Regions from separate parts of the Homo sapiens genome. Here region 2 is linked to region 1. Evidence: chromatin loops called from intact Hi-C (ENCODE). Cell type or tissue: A673. All regions are shown on one strand. Links, peaks and the distances in the headings refer to the core of each region. The heading gives the core; the rest is flanking DNA. Region 1 has its middle 77 kb from the start of RGS6. Region 2 overlaps PCNX1 (pecanex 1).

The links. Hi-C counts contacts between places; a loop is a spot of excess contacts. Peaks named below come from ENCODE experiments on the same cell type or tissue, not always from the same donor. Only the 100,000 strongest peaks of a DNase experiment are listed, where the experiment ranks them.
Region 2: a loop joins it to region 1, with 3 times the contacts of the local background. A loop is called at or near these places in 8 of 110 quality-filtered maps.

What each region holds. Positions count from the first base shown.
Region 1 is chr14:71,850,551-71,860,792 of GRCh38, forward strand. No RefSeq gene overlaps it. Among named protein-coding and RNA genes, the nearest start is that of RGS6, 77 kb to the right of the region's middle. RefSeq lists enhancers at 1,624-2,125, 5,712-5,781. In A673, for the core only: CTCF peaks have their summits at 5,059 (motif pointing left) and 5,263; DNase peaks (open chromatin) are centred at 1,791, 5,041 and 6,001.
Region 2 is chr14:71,098,507-71,108,748 of GRCh38, forward strand. PCNX1 (pecanex 1) reads left to right here. Exons shown (of 36, transcript NM_014982.3): 31 at 3,484-3,714; 32 at 4,889-5,163; 33 at 6,729-6,934; 34 at 10,098-10,242. Among named protein-coding and RNA genes, the nearest start is that of PCNX1, 200 kb to the left of the region's middle. In A673, for the core only: a CTCF peak has its summit at 5,559 (motif pointing right); a DNase peak (open chromatin) is centred at 5,575; H3K27ac peaks cover 511 bases.

The DNA.
Region 1 (10,242 bases), core at 957-8,956:
CTCTTTCTCACTATATTGGAACATAAGACACGTGCATTTCACTCCTAGAATTATTACTATTCCACGAAACACTGGCTGAGTCACTTTAGCCTTTGGCTTTTAATAAAATAATAATAAGGCTGGGCACAGTGGCTCATACCTATAATCTCAGCACTTTGGGAGACTGAGGCAGGAGGATTGCTTAAGCCCAGGAACTCAAAACCAGCCCGGGTAACATGGCTAAACCCCATCTCTATAAAAAATAAAAAAAAAATTAGCTGGGTGTGGTGGTGCACACCTGTAGTCCCAGCTACTTGGGAGCCTGATGCTAGAGGATTGATTGAGCCCAGGAGGTTGAGGCTGCTGTGAGTTGAGATCACACCACTGCTCAACAGAATGAGATCTATCTCAAAATAATAATAATAATAATAATAAAGGGTTAAACAAGTTGCCACCCTTCTCCCTATCTTCTGGGAATTATGGTACTAGAAAATGAAGTAGCATGTACGAGAAGCTTTCTCAAGTTTAATAGATTTCACCTGCTTCATTCTTCCATGTAGGCTCTCTCTTATCAAGTGCCTACAGTGGCTCAAGACTGAGCAAGGTGCTGTACTGGAGACAGTTTTTGGGGTGTGCAGGGTGAAGAAAGAGCTTCCAAGGGAAAGAAGTCCCTAGGTAGTTTATAATCTTATAATTCTCTTAAGTACAGGTCACTCTTTGGACTCTTCGAAGAATGGCTGGGTCCACTGTAATTGGATAGTATTTACTACAAAGAAGGTGTTTTATGTGTGTGTATGTTCAATTAACCTGGCGTCTTTTGATTTAAACTGTAAGAATGTTTTAATATTTTTTGCCCAGTCCCGTTGGTAGTCATTTTCACAGAGACAGTGACTCAGTCTGCCTCAAATGGGCCCAGGATAAACAGGTTTTGCTTAACCTTTCCATGAGCAACTTTTCAACTGTTAAAGTGTGCTAGAGTCAGATTACATGGGCTTGTGAGTCCTTTCAACATGGATAGGAAAGGAACCTCTAAGCCTCTGTTTCTTTACCTGAAACATGAGAATAGTCTTCCCCCTGCATAGAGTTAGCATGGAATTAAATGAGATGCTGCATATAAAACATTTAGTATAATTCCTGGCATGTAGTAAGCGCTCACTTATTGTCGGTTACTCTCATTATTCATCGTTCAGTAACTTACTTACTCAGTCCCTATTATGTGCAGGGTCTTTGACTTGGGTCTGAGATATTCTAATGAAAAAGCTCTCTCCTGGCCAGGCACGGTGGCTCATGCCTATAATCCCAGCACTTTGGCAGGCCGAGGTGGGCGGATTACCGGAGGTCAGGAGTTCGAGACCAGCCTGGCCAACATGGTGAAACCCCATCTCTACTAAAAACACAAAAGTTAGCTGGGTGGGATGGCGGGTGCCTATAATCCTAGCTATTCAGGAGACTGAGGCAGGAGAATCGCTTGAGCCCAGGAGGTGGAGGTAGCAGTGAGAGAGGATTGCGCCACTGAACTCCAGCCTGGGCGACAGAGCAAGACTCTGTCTCAAAAAAAAAAAAAAAAAAAAAAAAAAAGGAAAAGAAAAAGAAAAAACTATCTCCCTGCACTACAGTCTAAAGGAAGGGTTGGCAAACTTTTTCCATTAAGAGCCAGATGGTAAATATTTCAGACTTTGTGGGCCATATGGTCTCTCTTGCAACTGCTCAACTCTGATGTTATAGCTCAAAAGCAGTCACATACAAGACATTAACAAATGGGTATGGCTTTGTTCCAATAGTTTACAAACCCCTGTTCTAGAGGGAAGACAGATATTCAAAGAAACCATTGCAATACAGTGTGGTAAGTGTTACCACACTTAGATAGAGGAAGTGGGGAATGATCTAGCCTGTCACCACTCATTGTGCAGTCTTTAGACAAGCTGCATTGACATCACCAGGGAGCCTGTGAGGAATGCAGATCCTCACACCTCATCCCAGAACTGTGGAATCAGAGTCTGCATTTAACAGACTGAATTTTTTGCCCAGTCCCATTGGTAGCCATTTTCCATATGATGCAAAAACTCTTGATAAATATAGTAATCAATACGCACACTAGGATCACAATCAAAGGGCTTAACAAAAGAAGCTCTGACAGAGGGCTACGTTATACCAGCAAGAATATCTCATTTGAAAGCTGAAGGACAAGCAGAAGATTTTGGGGCAATGTATGGGCCAGGGGACATCTTTTAGGCAGAAAGTACAGCAAGTACCGAGATGTGGAGGTGAGGAAGAACACAGTTGAAGAACTCAAGAAATTAGAGAACCTTGCTGGCAGTAAGTTGGTAACACTACTCTAGGCTAGAAGAAATTTAAGCAACATAACAGTCAAATGCAGTGACCTGATTTTGTTTAGGTCCTGTTTTGAAGAAACCAATTATAAAAAGACATTTTTGAAACAATTGATTTTTTTTTTTTTTTTTTTTTTTTTGAGACAGAGTCTTGTTCTGTCACCCAGGCTGGAGTGCAATGGCATGATCTCGGCTCACTGCAACCTCTGGCTCCCAGGTTAAAGTGATTTTCCTGCCTCGGCCTCCCAAGTAGCTGGAACTACTAGCTTCCGCCACCATACCCGGCTAATTTTTGTATTTTTAGTAGAGACGGGGTTTCACCATGTTGGCCAGGCTGGTCTCGAACCCCTGACCTCAAATGATCCACCTGCCTCGGCCTCCCAAAGTGCTGGAATTACAGGCATGAGCCACCATGCTCAGCCGAAAATTTGAATATAAAGTGAGTATTAATACCACTGATTGTGATAAAGGTTTTGTGTTTATACATAAAAAGTCTATTAGAGAGATATATGGAAGGACTTTGGGGTGAAATGGCCTGATGACAGGGATTTTAAGAAATATTCACAAAAAAAGAAGGCTGACCAAAAGGAAGACATGAAGCAACTGGAGCAAAAAGTGAATAATTGTTGAATCCAAGGATGGGTGTATTGAGTTTTTTTATATTATTCTCTTTTCTTTTGTGTACTTTTGAAAACTTTCTTAATAAAAAAGTTAAGGAAGAATGTTGGACTGCATCAAGTCTCTTGTCTCTGCTTTTATGTGAAATTCAGCTCATGATTAATCCATCCCAAGAGCTGTGTACAAAGCAATATTTTCCATCTTTGAAGACAATTTAGAAGTCCTTGACAGGAGGTCACTCTGAGCCCAGTGGATCTACGTGCATTTCCTTTTATTGGAAAGAGCGGAAGAGCAGTGGCTTCAAGGAAGTTTTACTCCATTTCTTTTTTCTTTCTTTTTTTTTTTTTTTTTTTGAGACTGAGTCTTGCTCTGTCACCAGGCTGGAGTGCAGTGGTGCTATCTTGACTCACTGTAACCTCTGCCTCCCGGGTTCAACCAATTTTCCTGCCTCAGCCTCCCGAGTAGCTGGGACTACAAGCATGCGCCACCACGCCCAGCTAATTTTTTTTGTATTTTTAGTAGAGACGGGGTATCACCATGTAGACCAGGATGGTCTGAATCTCTTGACCTCATGATCCACCAGCCTCGGCTTCCCAAAGTGCTAGGATTACAGGCGTGAGCCATTTCTTAAAGCAGATGTGTCTGAGCTGGGGGATGAGGGTCTCTCATCCCAGCCCAGACCCTCATCCAGGACCCCCGCTTCCCCCGTACTAAAGGCGCAGCTAGGACTGCAGCTTGCTGAACAGTGTACTGCAATGGACCCGAGAAGAATGCGCACCTTTGTGCTCCTGGTTTGGAATCAAGTATATGCAGTAGTGGCCTTCGATGGTGAGGATTACAGATTTTTTTCATGAGGAACACATATTATATCTCTGAAAGAATCAGTAATAAGGAAATTAGGACAATAAGGAGCAGATCATTTTGGACCCACTATTTACCAGCTCTGTAGCCTTGAGAAAGTTACGAGGTCTCTTGAGGTCTCATTTCATCATCTGTAAAATTATTTAACCTACTCGATTGGGTTGCTGTGACAAATTTAATGAGATAACATGTATAGTCTTGATCTCATCGCAAGCTATAAGAAGTGATACACAAATGTCAGTTGCATTTTTCCTGAGCTGGACTTCCTAGTATTCTCTCCTATTTCATAGGTGGCTTTTTAAGCTTATCTTACCTCTGAGCTTCACATTTGTTTGGTGCTGAATTAGAATTTCCATGTGGTGGTCCCTGAATTTTACTGCTCCCCCAGCACCCTGTCTTTTTCTCTCATGCTGAAAGTAGCCTTTTAACATTTGCCTTTTAACCTGGGTCTTCCTTCTTTTTGCCTGGAATGGTTGTTTTTTTGTTTGTTTGTTTTTGAGATGGAGTCCCACTGCAAACTCTGCCTCCCGAGTTCAAGTGATTTTCCCTCCTCAGACTCCTGAGTAGTTGGGATTACAGACGCCCACCACCAGGCCCAGCTAATTTTTGAATTTTTAGTAGAGATAGGATTTCACCATGTTGACCAGGCTGATCTTGAACTCCTGATCTCAAGTGATCTGCCCGCCTTGGTCTCCCAAAGTGCTGAGACTACAGGCATGAGCCACTACACCCAGCCTTCTGCCTGGGATGTGGATGTGATTCCCAGAAGTGCAGCTGCCATCTTGCCACCATGAGGTAACCTAAGGGTGTCAGAGCAGAAGGATAAAAGGAGCTTACGTCCTTCATGGCAGTGTGGGACTATACTAGAGCTTGACTACTCACCAAATCTCACCTTGAAAGAACACACACTTTAAAATTTAAAACTCCAATTGTCTCTAAAATAAGAAAGAAAGAAAGAAAATAGGTTCAGGTGAGGAAGTATGGCAGAATGTTGATAATGATGAATCTGGGGAATGGACATATTGGTTCACTATACTTTTCTCTTTAATTCTGTGTGTGTGTGTTTGAAATTTTTCATGACAAAAATTTAAAAGAAAATTGAACTTCACCAAATTTCTTATCTTGATTATTATGTGAAGCTCCAGGTTCTAATCAAGCTCTTCCAAGGGCAGAGGACAATGATTTTCCTGTTGGCCAACTTTTCATTGGCTGCATCCCAATACCCCAGGCTTGCCTCAATATTCCTGCTGTGCTGCTGCCCCCTGCTGGCCTCTGCCATTTTGTGTGCCTGAAGATAAGCTTCCCCCCATGTCAGAGGGCTGTGAGCTCCCTCCACTGAAGAAGGTTTTTAAAGATTAGACTCTTGATTTTAGATGATGTTTAATAAATGAATGTCCCTTCTATTCCCAAATTCTTAATGCCTGATTTTTAAAAAGCATGATGGGCATGTGGGGAGATACAAGAGACACAGAAGCCTCTGCCTTTGCGGTTCATTTTGTAGGAATGAGGATTCATAAAATGTACCACCCCCCATTCTGTCTCAACTGATGCCCCATCCCTCCTTCCATTTTCATCCTTCCAATTTCTTCATTCTCTGTTTGATGGACATGTTATAGGAAATATGTTTCAGAAATACCATCTTTTTAGTTTTTATTTAATCTTAGATTTCCTGAGTGTGATGCTGGAGAAATATTTGTAAACAAAATACCTACTTCAGATGGACCAGAAGAGAGAAAGGACTGGTACAGGTTGCTGAAGACAACCTTGACTGTGTTTTTAAGGTGTGCCCACGTCTGCTAACCCCAGGGAACTATTGAACACAACATATTTGACTGGTTTGCTGATTTCCAGAACAGCCAATAGTAGTGTAACTGAGCAGAGAAACAATGCTGTTAGAAGGGGCACGGTGAGAGTGAGATCGGCCCTTCGGTTTGCGTGGGAGCTGGGTGAAGCTGGTGACTGCTGGCTTTCCCCCGCTTCCCTGACAACCTGCATGACTCAGCAGAGGCAGCCATAATCCTGCTAGGTACACTACTCTATTGACCTTGCAACATCACCCCCATACCCCACAGCAGCCACAGCAAGACCTGCCCAAGGAGAGTCTGATCTCAGACATGCTTAGCCCTGCCCCGACCTGATGGGCCTTTCCTATGCACCCTGGTAGCTGAAGACAAAGGGCATATACTCTTGGGAGTTTTAAGGCCCCGCCCACTGCCATTTTCTCTCAATACTACCACAGCTGATGCTTTCTGGAAAGCACCACCTCCTGGCAGTAGGCCAACCAGCACAAAAATAGAACATTAAACCACCAAAGCTGACAACCTCGTAGAGTCCATTTCACCCCCTGCCACCTCCATGGGAACAGGTACTGGTATCCACACTGAGAGACCCATAGATGATTCACATCACAGGACTATGTGCAGACAATCCCCAGTACCAGCCCAGAGCCGGGTAGACTTGCTAAGTGGCTAGACCCAGAAGAGAGATAACAATCACTGCAGCTTGGCTCACAGGAAGCCACATGCATAGGAAAAGAGGAAGAGTACTACATCAAGGCAACACCCCATGGGACAAAAGAATCTGAACAACAGCCCTCAGCCCTAAACCTTCTCTCTGACAGAGCCTACCCAAATAAGAAGGAACCAGAAAACCAACTCTGGTAATATGACAAAACAAGGCTCTTTAACACCCCCCAAAAATCACTCTTGCTCACCAGCAGTGGATCCAAACCAAGAAGAAGAAATCCCTGATTTACCTGAAAAACAATTCAGGAGGTTACTTATCAAGCAATCAGGGACGCACCAGAGAAAGGCAAAGCCCAATGCAAGGAAATACAAAAAACGATGCAAGAAGTGAAGGGAGAAATATTCAAGGAAATAGATAGCATAAAGAAAATCAACCAAAACTTCAGGAAATATTGGACACACCTATAGAAATCCAAAATGCTCTGGAAAGTCTCAGCAATGGAATTGAATAAGTAGAAAAAGAAATTCAGAGCTCGAAGACAAGGTCTTGGAATTAACCCAATCCAACAAAGACAAAGAAAAACAATAAGAAAATAAGAACAAAGCCTCCAAGAAGTCTGGGATTATGTTAAGGGAACAAACCTAAGAATAATCAGTGTTCCAGAGGAAGAAGAGAAATCTAAAAGTTTTGAAAACATATTTGGGGGAGTAATCGAGGAAAACTTCCCTGGCCTTGCTAGAGACCTAGACATGCAAATAAAAGAAGCACAAAGAACAGCTGGGAAATTCATCGCAAAACGATCATCATCTAGGCATATTGTCATCAGGTTATCTAAAGTTAAGACAAAGAAAATAATTTTAAGAGCTGTGAGACAAAAACACTCAGGTAACCTATAAAGGAAACCTATCAGATTAACAGCAGATTTCCCAGCAGAAACCCTGCAAAGCTAGAAGGGATTGGGGCCCTATCTTCAGCCTCCTCAAACAAAACAATTATCAGCCAAGAATTTTGTATCCAGCAAAACTAAGCAACATATATGAAGGAAAGATGCAGTCTTTTTCAGACAAACAAATGCTGAGAGAATTCGCCACTACCAAGCCACCACTATAAGAACTGCTAAAAGGAGCTCTAAATCTTCAAACAAATCCTGGAAACACATACAAACAGAAACTCTTTAAAGCGTAAATCACACAGAACCTATAAAACAAAAATGCAAGTTAAAAAGCAAAAACAAAAAAAAAACCGAGGTATGCAAGCAACAAATAGCACAATGAATGCAATGGTACCTCACATCTCAATACTAACATTGACTGTAAATGGCCTAAATGTTCCACTTGAAAGATACAGAACTGCAGAATGGATAAGAACTCACCAACTAACTCTCTGCTGCCTGCGGGAGACTCACCTAACACATACGGACTCACATAAACTTCAAGTAAAGGGGTGGAAAAAGGTATTTCACTCAAATGGACACCAAAAGCGAGCAGGGGTAGCCATTCTTGTATCAGACAAAACAAACTCTAAAGCAACAGCAGTTAAAAGAGACAAAGAGGGACATTATATAATGGTAAATGGCCTTGTCCAACAGGAAAATATCACAATCCTAAACATATGTACACCTAACACTGGAGCTCCCAAATTTATAAAACGATTACTAATAGACCTAAGAAATGAGATAGACAGCAACACAATAATAGTGGGGGACTTCAATACTCCACTGACAGCAGTAGACAGGTTATTGAAACAGAAAGTCAACAAAGAAACAATGGTTTTAAACTATACCTTGGAACAAATAGACTTAACAGATATAAACAGAACATTTCATCCAACAACCACAGAATACACATTCTATTCAACAGTGCATGGAACTTTTTCCAAGATAGACCATATGATAGGCCATAAAATGAGTCTCAATAGATTTAAGAAAATTGAAATTATATCAAGTACTCTCTCAGACCACAGTGGAATAAAACTGGAAACCAACTCCAAAAGGAGCCTTCAAAGTCATGCAAATACATGGAAGTTAAATAACCTGTTCCTGAATGAGCATTAGGTCAAAACCAAAATCCAGATGGAAATTAAAAAATTATTCAAACTGAATGACAATAACGATACAACCTATCAAAACCTCCAGGGTATAGCAAAGGTGGTGCTAAGAGGAAAAGTTCGTAGCCCTAAATGCCTACATCAAAAAGATTGAAAGAGCACAAACTCATATTCTAAGCTCACACCTCAAGGAACTAGAGAAACAAGAGCACACCAAACCCAAACCCAGCAGACGAAAGGAAATAACCAAGAGCAGAGCAGAACTAAATGAAATTGAAACAAAAAAAATACAAAACATAAAACAAACATGAGGTTCTTTGAAAAGTTTAATAAAATTGATAGACCGTTGCAAGATTAACCAAGAAAAGAAGAGAGAAAATCCAAATAACTTCATTAAGAAATGAAACAGGAGATATTACAACTGACACCACTGAAATACAAAAGATAATTCAAGGCTACTGTGAACACCTTTATGCAGATAAACTAGAAAACCTTGAAGAGATAGATAAATTCCTGGAAAAATACAACCCTCCTAGCTTAAATCAGGAAGAATTAGATACCCTGAGCAGACTGATAACAAGCAGCAAGATTGAAGTGGTAATTAAAAAATTACCAACAACAAAAGAAGTCCAGGACCAAATGGATTCAGAGCAGAGTTCTTCTACCAGACATTCAAAGAAGAATTGATACCAATTCTTTAGACACTATTCTACAAGATCAAGAAAGAGGGAACTCTTTCTAATTCATTCTATGAAACCAGCATCACCCTATACCAAAACCAGGAAAAGATATAATCAAAAAAGAAAACTATGGACCGATATCCTTGATGGACAGAGACGCTAAAATTCTTAACAAAATACTAGCTAACCAAATCCAACAGCATATCAAAAAGATAATCCACCATGATCAAGTGGTTTTAATACCAGGGATGCAGGGATGGTTTAACATACACAAGTCAATAAATGTGATAGACCACATAAACAGAATTAAAAACCAGAATCACATGATCATCTCAGTAGATGCAGAAAAAGCATTTGACAAAATCCAGCATCCCTTTATGATTAAAACTTTCAGCAAAATCAGCATACAAGGGACATACCTAAATGTAATAAAAGCCATCTATGACAAACCCACAGCCAACATCATATTGAATGGGAAAAAGTTGAAAGCATTCCCTCTGAGAACTGGAACAAGACAAGGATACCCACTCTCACTACTCCTTTTCAACATAGTACTGGAGGTCCTAGCCAGAGCAATCAGGCAAGAGAAAGAAATAAAGGGCATCAAAATCGACAAAGAGGAAGTCAAACTGTCACTGTTTGCTGACAATATGATCCTTTACCTTGAAAATCCTAAAGACTCCTCCAGAAAGCTCCTAGAACTGATAAAAGAATTCAGCAAAGTTTTGGGATATAAGATTAATGTACACAAATCAGTAGCTCTTCTATACACCTACAGCGACCAAGCAGTGAATCAAATCAAGAACCCAACCCCTTTTACAATAGCTGCAAAAAAAAAAAAAGAATAAATAAATAAAATACTTAAGAATATACCCAACAAAGGAAGCGAAAGACCTCTACAAGGAAAACTACAAAACACTGCTGAATGAAATCATAGATGACCCATTCCATGCTCATGGATGAGTAGAATCAATATTGTGAAAATGACTATACTGACAAAAGCAATCTACATGTTCAATGAAATCCCCATCAAAATACCACCATCATTCATCACAGAAGTAGAAAAAACAATCCTAAATTTCATATGGAACTAAAAAAGAGCCCGCATAGGCAAAGCAAGACTAAGCAAAAGGAACAGATCTGGAGGCATCACACTAACTGATTTCAAACTATACTATAAGGTCATAGTCACCAAAACAGCATGGTACTGGTATAAAAATAGGCACATAGACCAATGGAACAGAATAGGGAACCTAGAAATA
Region 2 (10,242 bases), core at 1,209-9,208, 750 kb before region 1:
TTCGTGTGTGTGTGTGTGTGTGTGTGTGTGTGTGTGTGTGTGTGTGTGAGAGAGAGAGAGAGAACATTGTAGATGGGATTGCATTATTGATTTGGTTTTCGGCTTGAATATTATTGGTTAATAGAAATGCTACTGATTTTAGTATGCTGATTTTGTATGCTGAAACTTGAAGTCATTTATCAGTTCCAGGAGCTTTTTGGCAGAGTCTTCTGGGTTCCCTAGGTATAGAATCATATCAGCAGCAAAGAGAGATACTTTGACTTCTTTTCCGATTTGGATGCCTTTTTTTCCCCGCTGCCTGATTGCTGTGGCTAGGATTTCTGGTACTGTGTTGAATAGGAGTGGTGAGAGTGGACATCCTTGTTTTGTTCTGGTTCTCAAGGGGGATGCTTCCAGCTTTTCCCCATTCAGTATGAGGGCTGTGGGTTTGTCATAGATGCTGCATCCTGGAGATTTTGGCATGTTGTATCTCTGTTTTCATTTATTTCAAATAATTTTTTTATTTCTGCTTTAACTTCATTTCTTTACGCAAAAGTCATTCACAAGAAAGTTGTTTAATTCCCATGTAATTGTGTGGTTTTCAGAGATCTTCTTGGTATTGATTTCCATTTTTATTCCACTGTGGTCCAAGAGTATGGTTACTATTATTTTGATTTTTTTTTTTTTTTTTGAGACGGAGTCTCACTTTGTTGCCCAGGCTGGAGTGCAGTGGCGTGATCTCGGCTCACTGCAAGCTTGGCCTCCTGGTTTCCTGCCATTCTCCTGCCTCAGCCTCCCGATTAGCTGGGACTGCAGGCGCCCGCCACCACGTCTGGCTAATTTTTTGTATTTTTAGTAGAGACGGGGTTTCACCGTGTTAGCCAGGATGGTCTCGATCTCCTGACCTCGTGATCCACCTGCCTTGGCTTCCCAAAGTCCTGGGATTACAGGCGTGAGCCACCACGCCCGGCCTATTTTGATTTTTTAATTTATTGAAACTTGCTTTATGGCCAGGCATGTGGTCGATCATAGGGTATGTTCTGTGTGCAGATAAAAATAATGTATAGTCTGTGGTTGATGGGTGGAGTATTCTGTAGGTGTCTATTAGATCCAATTGGCCAAGTGTCAAACTTAAGTCCAGAGTTTCTTTGTTAGTTTTTTGCCTCAGTGATCTAACACTGTCAGTGGGGTATTGAAGTCCCGTACTATTACTATGTGGCTAAGTCTTTTTGTAGGCCAGTAAAACCTTGTTTTATGAATCTGGGTGCTCCAATGTTGGGTGCATATATATGTAGGATAGTTATGTCTTCTTGTTAAATTGAACTTTCTATCATTAGGTAATGACCTTTTGTTTCCATTTTTACTGTTGTTAAAGTCTATTTTATCTGATATAGGAATAGTGACCCCTGCTCTTTTTGTTTGTTTGCATGATAAATCTTTCTCCAGCCCTTTACTTTGCACCTATGAGTGTCATTGCATGTGAGATGGGTCTCTTGAAGAGACCAGACAAATGGATCTTTTTTTTTTAATCTACCTTGCAACTCTGTGTCTTTTAAGTGGGGTGTTTAGACCATTTACATTCAAGGTTAATATTGATATGTGAGGTTTTGGTCCTATTAGGAAGTTGTTGGTCCTATCATGAAGGTCCTATCATGTATCATGAATGGTTGCTTCGTAGTTCTACTGTATGGTTGCTTTATAGGGTCTGTGGGCTGTGTTCTTAAGTGTGTTTTTGTGGTAGCAGGTATTATTTTTTTGTTTCCATGTTTAGAACTCCCTTAAGGATCTCTTATAAGGCTGGTTAAGTGGTAACAAACTTCCTTAGCACTTGCTTGTCTGGAAAAGATTTTATTTCTCTTTCACTTATGAAGCTTAGTTTGGCAGGATATGAAATTCTTGGTTGGAATTTCTTTAAGAATGCTGAAAACAGGCCCCAATCCCTTCTGGCTTATAAAGTTTCTTCTGAGAAGTTTACTATTAACCTGATGGGGTTCCCTTTTTATGTGATCTGACCTTTTTCTCTAGCTGCCTTTAAGAATTTTTCTTTAGTGTTGACCTTGGACACCCTGGTGACTGTATGCCTGGTGATGTTCATTTTGTATAGTATCTCACAGCTGTTCTCAGATTTCTTGTATCTGGATGTCCACCTTTCTAGCAAGATTAGGGAAATGCTCTTGAGTTATTCCCTCAAATATGTTTTTCAGGTTGTTTACTTTTCCACCTCCTCTCTCAGGAATGTCATTAATTGGTAAGTTTGGTTGCTTTACATAATCCCGTATTCCTCAAAGACTCTCTTCATTTCTTTTATTCTTTTTTCTTTATTTTGTCTGACTGAGTTATTCCAGAATACCAGTCTTCGAGGTCCAAAATCTTCTGCCTGGCATTTACTAACTTCCTACACTTAGGAAGCAATTAAGCCTCTTTAAGCTTCAGTTTTTAAACATGGAAAATGCAGGTATTATCAACTCAACCTACTTGACAAGATTGTTGTAAAATTCCAGTGAAATAATGTAGAACATTTTACATTATGAAGCATTATTTATGTATACAGTATTATCTCACATATCTCAACCCCCCAGCTAACAGGCTCTATCCTTAAGGATATTCCTTCTTACTCTCCCTCTTCTCCTTTCACATAGCACAAATTCTGGTCAGTTGACTTGAGTGCAAATGGATTACTTTACTGGGATACAGAAATTTGTCAGCCTCCCAACTATAAATATGAAAGCAGCCTATCATATTTACATTTCTTTAATATACCATTTCAAAACTGCAGATTTGTGTTACAGTTATTTCAGTATATGTCCTGTCCCTGTTAATGTGTAGGTTTGTAATAGGGAGATACATTTCATATCTTCTTTGTTTTATCCATGCTGCCTGCCAGACAGTCTTGTACATGGTAGATACTGAATAACTATCAAATGAATAAGTAGTTATTAAGACCAAGATACTTTTCAGAGAAAACTTTACCAACTTCTCTAGGACTAGGACCCCAAATCTGTGCTCAGAGCTGCTAGCTTTGAGCTGTATCTTAACTAGGTGAGAGGCAGGATAAAGTGATATATTAGAACCCATTTTAGAGATACGACTTTATGTGAAAAGTATCTAGTTAAGAAGAAACACAATATAGAGACCTTTTATGTAGTTTTAGCCTTCCTTACCTAATAGTGACGTAATCCTTCAACAGAAAAAAAAACATGAATAAAGATATGAAAAACCAACTTGAAAGAGAAAAACAAAACACATAAAAACCAGAAATGATGTTTATTCATCTAGAACTTAGAGGAGAGGGTTGGATTGAGGAATTTACAAAAATAGTATAGCAGTAATGAGCTACTTCCTAACCCAGTTATGACTGAGAATCTATAATTTATCTCTAATAATATTAACATGTGTTGAAATATTCATAATAAACCAGTTTTTAAGAACTTTCACTTAGTAACTGTAGAAGTTATCAGTTCTTTTATTTTCCTTTAAAAATTTATATATTATTTTTGTATTTAGGATCATTTTACTTCTCCAGATGAATATGATGACCCTACTGTGCTCTATGAAGCCATAGTATCTCATGAGAAGAACCTCGTAATAGCCCATGAAGGGGACCCTGCATGGCGGAGTGCAGTACTTGCCAACTCTCCCTCCTTGCTTGCTCTGCGGCATGTCATGGATGATGGCACCAATGAATATAAAATCATCATGCTCAACAGACGCTACCTGAGCTTCAGGGTCATTAAAGTAAGTGTTTGAGGTATTTATTTGGTCCAAAACATAGAAGTTGAATAACTTGATCTAAAATTTTTTTTTTTTGAGACAGAGTCTCACTTTGGGCCCAGGCTGGAATACAGTGGCATGATCATGGGCTTACTGCAGGCTCTCGACCTCCCTTTGCTCCACCTCAGCCTATCGAGAAGCTGGGACTACAGACATGCACCACCATGTCCGGCTAATTTTTGTGTTTTTTGTAGAGACAGGGTTTTGCAATGTTGCCCAGGCTGGTCTCACACTCCTGGCCTCAAGTGATCCACCTGACTCAGCCTCCCAAAGCTGTACAATTACAGGTGTGAGCCACCACGCCCAGCCTTGATGTAAACTTTTAAAAAGTAATTGAAAGTTTTTTCACAGAAAAAAAATGTGATGACCATATTACATTTGTCTTTCTTGTTTATGAGCACTTAATTTTACTTATTTTTTTTTAGTACTTTATTCTGTCCTCTGAAAGTTTCTCATGTGCCATAAAGCCTTAAAATTTTTGGTTATTTCAGTTTTGACAGTCTTTTATCCATTAAATGGCAGGTCTTATATATTTTATATATGCAATTTGGGCAGCATCTCTTTTTAAAAAGTCAGCACCATATTGCTAATATAATATGATTCTTAGGTTGCAAAATGATAGCATACCATGTACTTAATAAAGATCAGAAGTTAAATAGTTCATTCTAACTTTTGCTTGTTTGTTTTTTTAAACATCTCAGTGCTTTAAGAGGCTTAATTTCTGAAATTTTATTCTGATAGTTTATAGTTATTTTTTAAATTCACATTAATCGACCCACAAATGTCATAAACATTCTTTCAACCGTAAATATTTATCTCTCATTTCTATAAAAGATGTCTATAGTCTTATTTATCAGTGCTTTGCCAAGTTAAAAAACTAAATTGACTTTATTTTACTTGATACTTTAAATACAGAGCATGAAGAAAGAGCTGTGTAGATACTTATTATTTAGCAACCTGCTAATGACAAAGGGAAATTGGCTACCTCCTATTTAAATGTGACCTACTTATATTTGTTCCCCGCTTTTCACAACTGGTTATCATAATATCTTTTGTATTCCTCCCATTTCTGCTCTTCTGTTTCTGTGAATTTTATTCTTGGCCCCTTAACCTAATTCCCTTGTGTTCTGGTTTTCAGGTGAATAAGGAATGTGTCCGAGGTCTTTGGGCAGGGCAACAGCAGGAGCTTGTTTTTCTACGTAACCGTAACCCAGAGAGAGGTAGCATCCAAAATGCAAAGCAAGCCCTGAGAAACATGATAAACTCATCTTGTGATCAACCTATTGGCTACCCAATCTTTGTCTCACCCCTGACAACTTCTTACTCTGACAGCCACGAACAGCTTAAAGACATTCTTGGGGGTCCTATCAGCTTGGGAAATATCAGGAACTTCATAGTGTCAACCTGGCACAGGTGAGCCAAGGGATTGTATTATTCAGTGCTGGTGTATTCCTGACCCTCTTAATCTAGGCAGTGTGCATCACCTGGGAAGCTTGTAGAAAAAATTACAGGTGCCATGGTACAATATGAACCCATTATTTCTGAACTTCAAGAAGTAGAATCTGAGCATTCTTATCTTCAAAATCTTATTAGATAAATCTGATGTATAACTGGTTAAGAACCATTGCTCCATTACTTGGTAGAATCTTGGAAAATTCCCTTTATTTGTTTAATTTTTTTAACTTTCTGTTGTATATTACCACTATTAGAATATTTGAATATTTGTTCTGTACAAACGGGAAGTTAAGAGAAAAACATAACATGCAAGTTGATTACTTTGTCTAGTTTACCATTCTGTTCCAACACTAGGGGGAGCACTCTGTACACATTGAAACTTGATGGCAATGCAGAGATACTACTGCCTTTTTAACAATACATTCTCACTCAGATCTGAAATCTACAGTGTTTTCAAATATTCACATGATTTTTTTTCTCTGTCTTTTGTCTAGTAAATTATGTCTGGTGTAGGAACATCATAGTTTGGATGATGAAGAAATATTGCAGAACATAAGGGTTGTTCAGATTCTTAAATATAGCTTAAGAAAACCAAATCTGGCAATTAAAGCAGCAAACTCTCAAATGTTCAATCTCCGCCCAAACAGAAGGCACAATATAAGTCAGGGGAGTGTTCAAAGAAATTTTCTTTCCAAAAAAGATCTAATATGCTGGAATTACCGTAAAGAGATTCTTTCCCCCTAAGAAAAATGGCATAGAGTGCCCAATTGTCCTCGTTTGCTTAGTCACTCTCCATTTTTTAAAAATAGGAAAAATGATTTCAGCACCTCTCTTCAAGTACACTATATTAACAGTATAAATAAATTAGGTTTTCAGGGGTTACATACTTCAGAGTCACTGAACAGACATTGGCACTGGTAAGAATTCTGTTTCCAGGCCCGGCGCTGTGGCTCACACTGGGTAATCCCAGCACTTTGGGAAGCTGAGGTGGGCAGATCATAAGGTCAAGAGATTGAGACCATCCTGGCTAACATGATGAAACCCCATCTCTACTAAAAATACAAAATTAGCTGGACATGGTAGTGGGCGCCTGTAGTCCCAGCTACTCAGGAGGCTGAGGCAGGAAAATCGTTTGAACTTGGAGGTGGAGGTTGCAGTGAGCCGAGATTGTGCCACTGCACTCCAGCCTGGTGACAGCGAGACTCCGTCTCAAAAAAAAAAAAATTCCATTTCCAGCTGTGATCTTAATGGTACAACTGAGTTATATACAGTTCTTTATTATGGTGCAGGACAGATAATAGAGCATATGAAAGATTTGAGGCAGTGAATATGACGGGTATAGTTCTTAAGCCACTCTTTGAAAACGTAATGAGTTTTTTTGTTCCTAATATTGATTGCACCATAAAGACTTTAAAAGGTGAACATTAGTAGCATTTGCAGTTCAGAATAGCTGGAAAAAGAATAAAATACCCATTTTGAAGTGATCTTGGAATAATGCTTCCTACTCTGGTATTTGTTCCTAGGCTTAGGAAAGGTTGCGGAGCTGGATGTAACAGTGGTGGCAATATTGAAGATTCTGATACTGGAGGTGGGACTTCCTGCACTGGTAACAATGCAACAACTGCCAACAATCCCCACAGCAACGTGACCCAGGGAAGCATTGGAAATCCTGGGCAGGGATCAGGAACTGGACTCCACCCACCTGTCACATCTTATCCTCCAACACTAGGTAATGTGAAACAAAGTTATATGTCTAATGTTAGCTTCTTAGCCATAGAGGCTGGTTAGTATATGTGTATAAAGAGGATTACATGTGGTCCACTTGGAAATTCAGAAATAGAATTTTTTTTTTTTTTTGAGATGGAGTCTTGCTCTGGCTGGAGTGCAGTGTCACAGTCTCGGCTCACTGCAAGCTCCGCCTCCCGGGTTCATGCCATTCTTCTGCCTCAGCCTCCTGAGTAGCTGGGACTAAGGCCCCTGCCACCACGCCCGGCTATTTTTTTGCATTTTTAGTAGAGACAGGGTTTCACCATGTTAGCCAGGATGTTCTCCATCTCCTGACCTCATGATCTGCCCGTCTCGGCCTCCCAAAGTGCTGGGATTACAGGCGTGAGCCACCACACCCAGCCCAGAAATATAATTTTTTTTATTCCAAGTTGTACATTATTCCATTTGTTCATATTATTTTATATATATAAATATATATTTTATATATTTGTATATATACTTTTAAAACTTGATAATTCAACATAAACATTTTAATATATTAAGGATTCTTTGAAAATATAATTTTTATTTTTTTTATTATTTTTAATTTTTTGAGACAGAGTCTCACTCTGTTGCTCAGGCTGGAGTGCAGTGGTGCCATCTCGGCTCACTGCAAGCTCTGCCTCCTGGGTTCACACCATTCTCCTACCTCAGCCTCCCGAGTAGCTGGGACTACAGGTGCATGCCACTGCGCCCAACTAATTTTTTTTTTGTATTTTTCGTAGAGACGAGGTTTCAACCATGTTAGCCAGAATGGTCTCGATCTCCTGACCTTGTGATCCGCCCACCTTGGCCTCCCAAAGTGCTGAGATTACAGGCGTGAGCCACCACGCCCAGCTGAAAATATAATTTTTAAAGGCTAACAATATTTAACTATTATAATTAACTTCTCCCCTGTTGGACAATTACTTGGTTTTTCTTCTAACAATGTTGTAATAGTCTTTGTATATAAGTCTTTATAATCATTTATTATTTTCATAGGTTAGAGACTTTAAAAATGAAATCACTAGGCCAAAGCCTATGAGAATAAGACTCTTGATATATAATGCCAAAAATCTTTCCAGAAAGGTTTTTTTTTTTTTTTAAACCAGTTGGTACTCTCACCAGTCCTATCAACCTTCCCAGCTTTGAAGATTGTCAGTTCCTGCCTCTGCTCCTTGCTTGCTCCAGTGGGGGCAGGAGAAGGGGTGGTCTTTAATTTTATTCTTTTAATTTGCATTACTCTGATACCTAAGAATGGAAGTTTTTAATGAATTTATCAGCAGCTCCTCTTTCTAAAGTGCCTAGTTACATCTTTTGCCTATTTTTCTATTTGGTTATCTTTTTCTTACTGATTTGTGTTTTATATTCTGGATTTGAGCTCTTTCAGTTTTCTGTACCACAAATATCTTTTCCCATTCTGTCCCTTGTCTTTTCATTCTCTTACTGTGAAGAGTTACTTGCCTTCTTCTGATGAGAAGTCCTTAGTTTTAGTGAGAACAACTTACTATTCATTTATTTTATCATTAGTACTTTTTATGTCCTAATTAAGAAAATTTTCCCTGTCCCTAGGCCCTCAAAGTATGCTTTTATTAATTTCCCTTTGACATGAGATCTACAATCCACCTGGTGTGCAGAAGGAATCAGGTCTCAACTGTCTCCATATGGCTGGGCAGTTGATCCAGCCATATGAAGAAGTTGATCCTCTCCCCAACTGCCCCCCTGACTGCTTCACGTGAATCAAATAAAGTTCTAAGACATTTACTTAAATGTAAAGACATTTATTAAATTTAAATATATATATTTTCAATGGGATTCAAGTGAAGAGACCTGATAGATCAACATTTTGGATGTTCAGAAATACGTATCTGAGATCTGTTTTCTTTTGTGGTTTTTGTAATTTTTTTTTTATTTGCTGAAGTTTTTTAAAGTTCAAATTCTGTGGCATATGAAAGACATAATGAATAATTAAATATTTTTTATTTAGGTGAAAACCTAAAACTTTCAGTGTTCTTTAAATGTACTTTTTGTTCTTACCTTGATTAGCTCTTTTTATTTTTAGGTAAAAAGTACATGTAGCTATGTTTCAATGTAATTAATTTTACATTACTCTTATGAGTCAAGAAAAAGACAAGTCTGAAGAATCATATCAAGCCACTTGAAAAAGGATGCAGAAGAACCTGCTTTTCAGTGCCACTGATCATTCCGATTTAGTAGTGATCCCCAAATGTATATGAAAATTACAGCGTGGTATTCACTGTCTCTCTATAGACAGTGTAGCTTTTCCTTGGTAGAAGTTGAAAGGGCAGTAATACTATACTTTGAGAAATAGTAGTTATAGAGCTTGCCACATAGTAGGGCCTTAATAAATATTTCTTTTTAACTGGCAAAAATTATATATATTTATGGTATACAACATCATGTTTTGATATGTGAATATATTGTGAAATGATTAAATTAAGCTAGTTAACCTATCCATCACCTCATATACTTCTTTGTGATAAGAATGTTTTAGAGCTACTCAACAATTTTTAAGCATACAACACATTATTATTAACTCTAGTCCCCAGGCTGTACAGTAGACCTCCAGAGCTTGTTCCTCTTGACTCAGTGGAACTCTGTACCCTTTGACCAACACCTCCTCTTCCCCAGCCCCTGGCAACCACCATTCTACTCTCTGCTTCTGTGAGTTCGGGGTTTTCAGATTCCACAAGTGAGATCATGCAGTGTTTCTTAGTAAATCCTTCTGACTGTCTCATTTCCGTGAGATATTTCATTTCTGATATATTATGGAAGTATTCTTGTTATTTTAAAATGCTTCTGTGAAACATATTTTAGGATTTATCCCAACCTTAAGTCCTGATATTTGCTGTAAAATATTTAATTATTAATTGTCTTTCATATGCCACAGAATTTGAACTTTAAAAAACTTTAGCAAATAAAAAATATATTACAAGAACCACAAAAGAAAATAGATCTCAGATACGTATTTCTTTTTCTTAACTTTAAAAGTTTTAGGCATAAACGTTAAGTTCTGTCAGTTCACCAATTAATTGCTTAGGGGAAAAAGTCTTAGAAACTGCAAAACAGAAGTATTGTGTCTGAGTCATTCTACTTTGAGTGAGTGCTGCTGTTTCTCCTCCTAGGCACTAGCCACAGCTCTCACTCTGTGCAGTCGGGCCTGGTCAGACAGTCTCCTGCCCGGGCCTCAGTAGCCAGCCAGTCTTCCTACTGCTATAGCAGCCGGCATTCATCCCTCCGGATGTCCACCACTGGGTTTGTGCCTTGTCG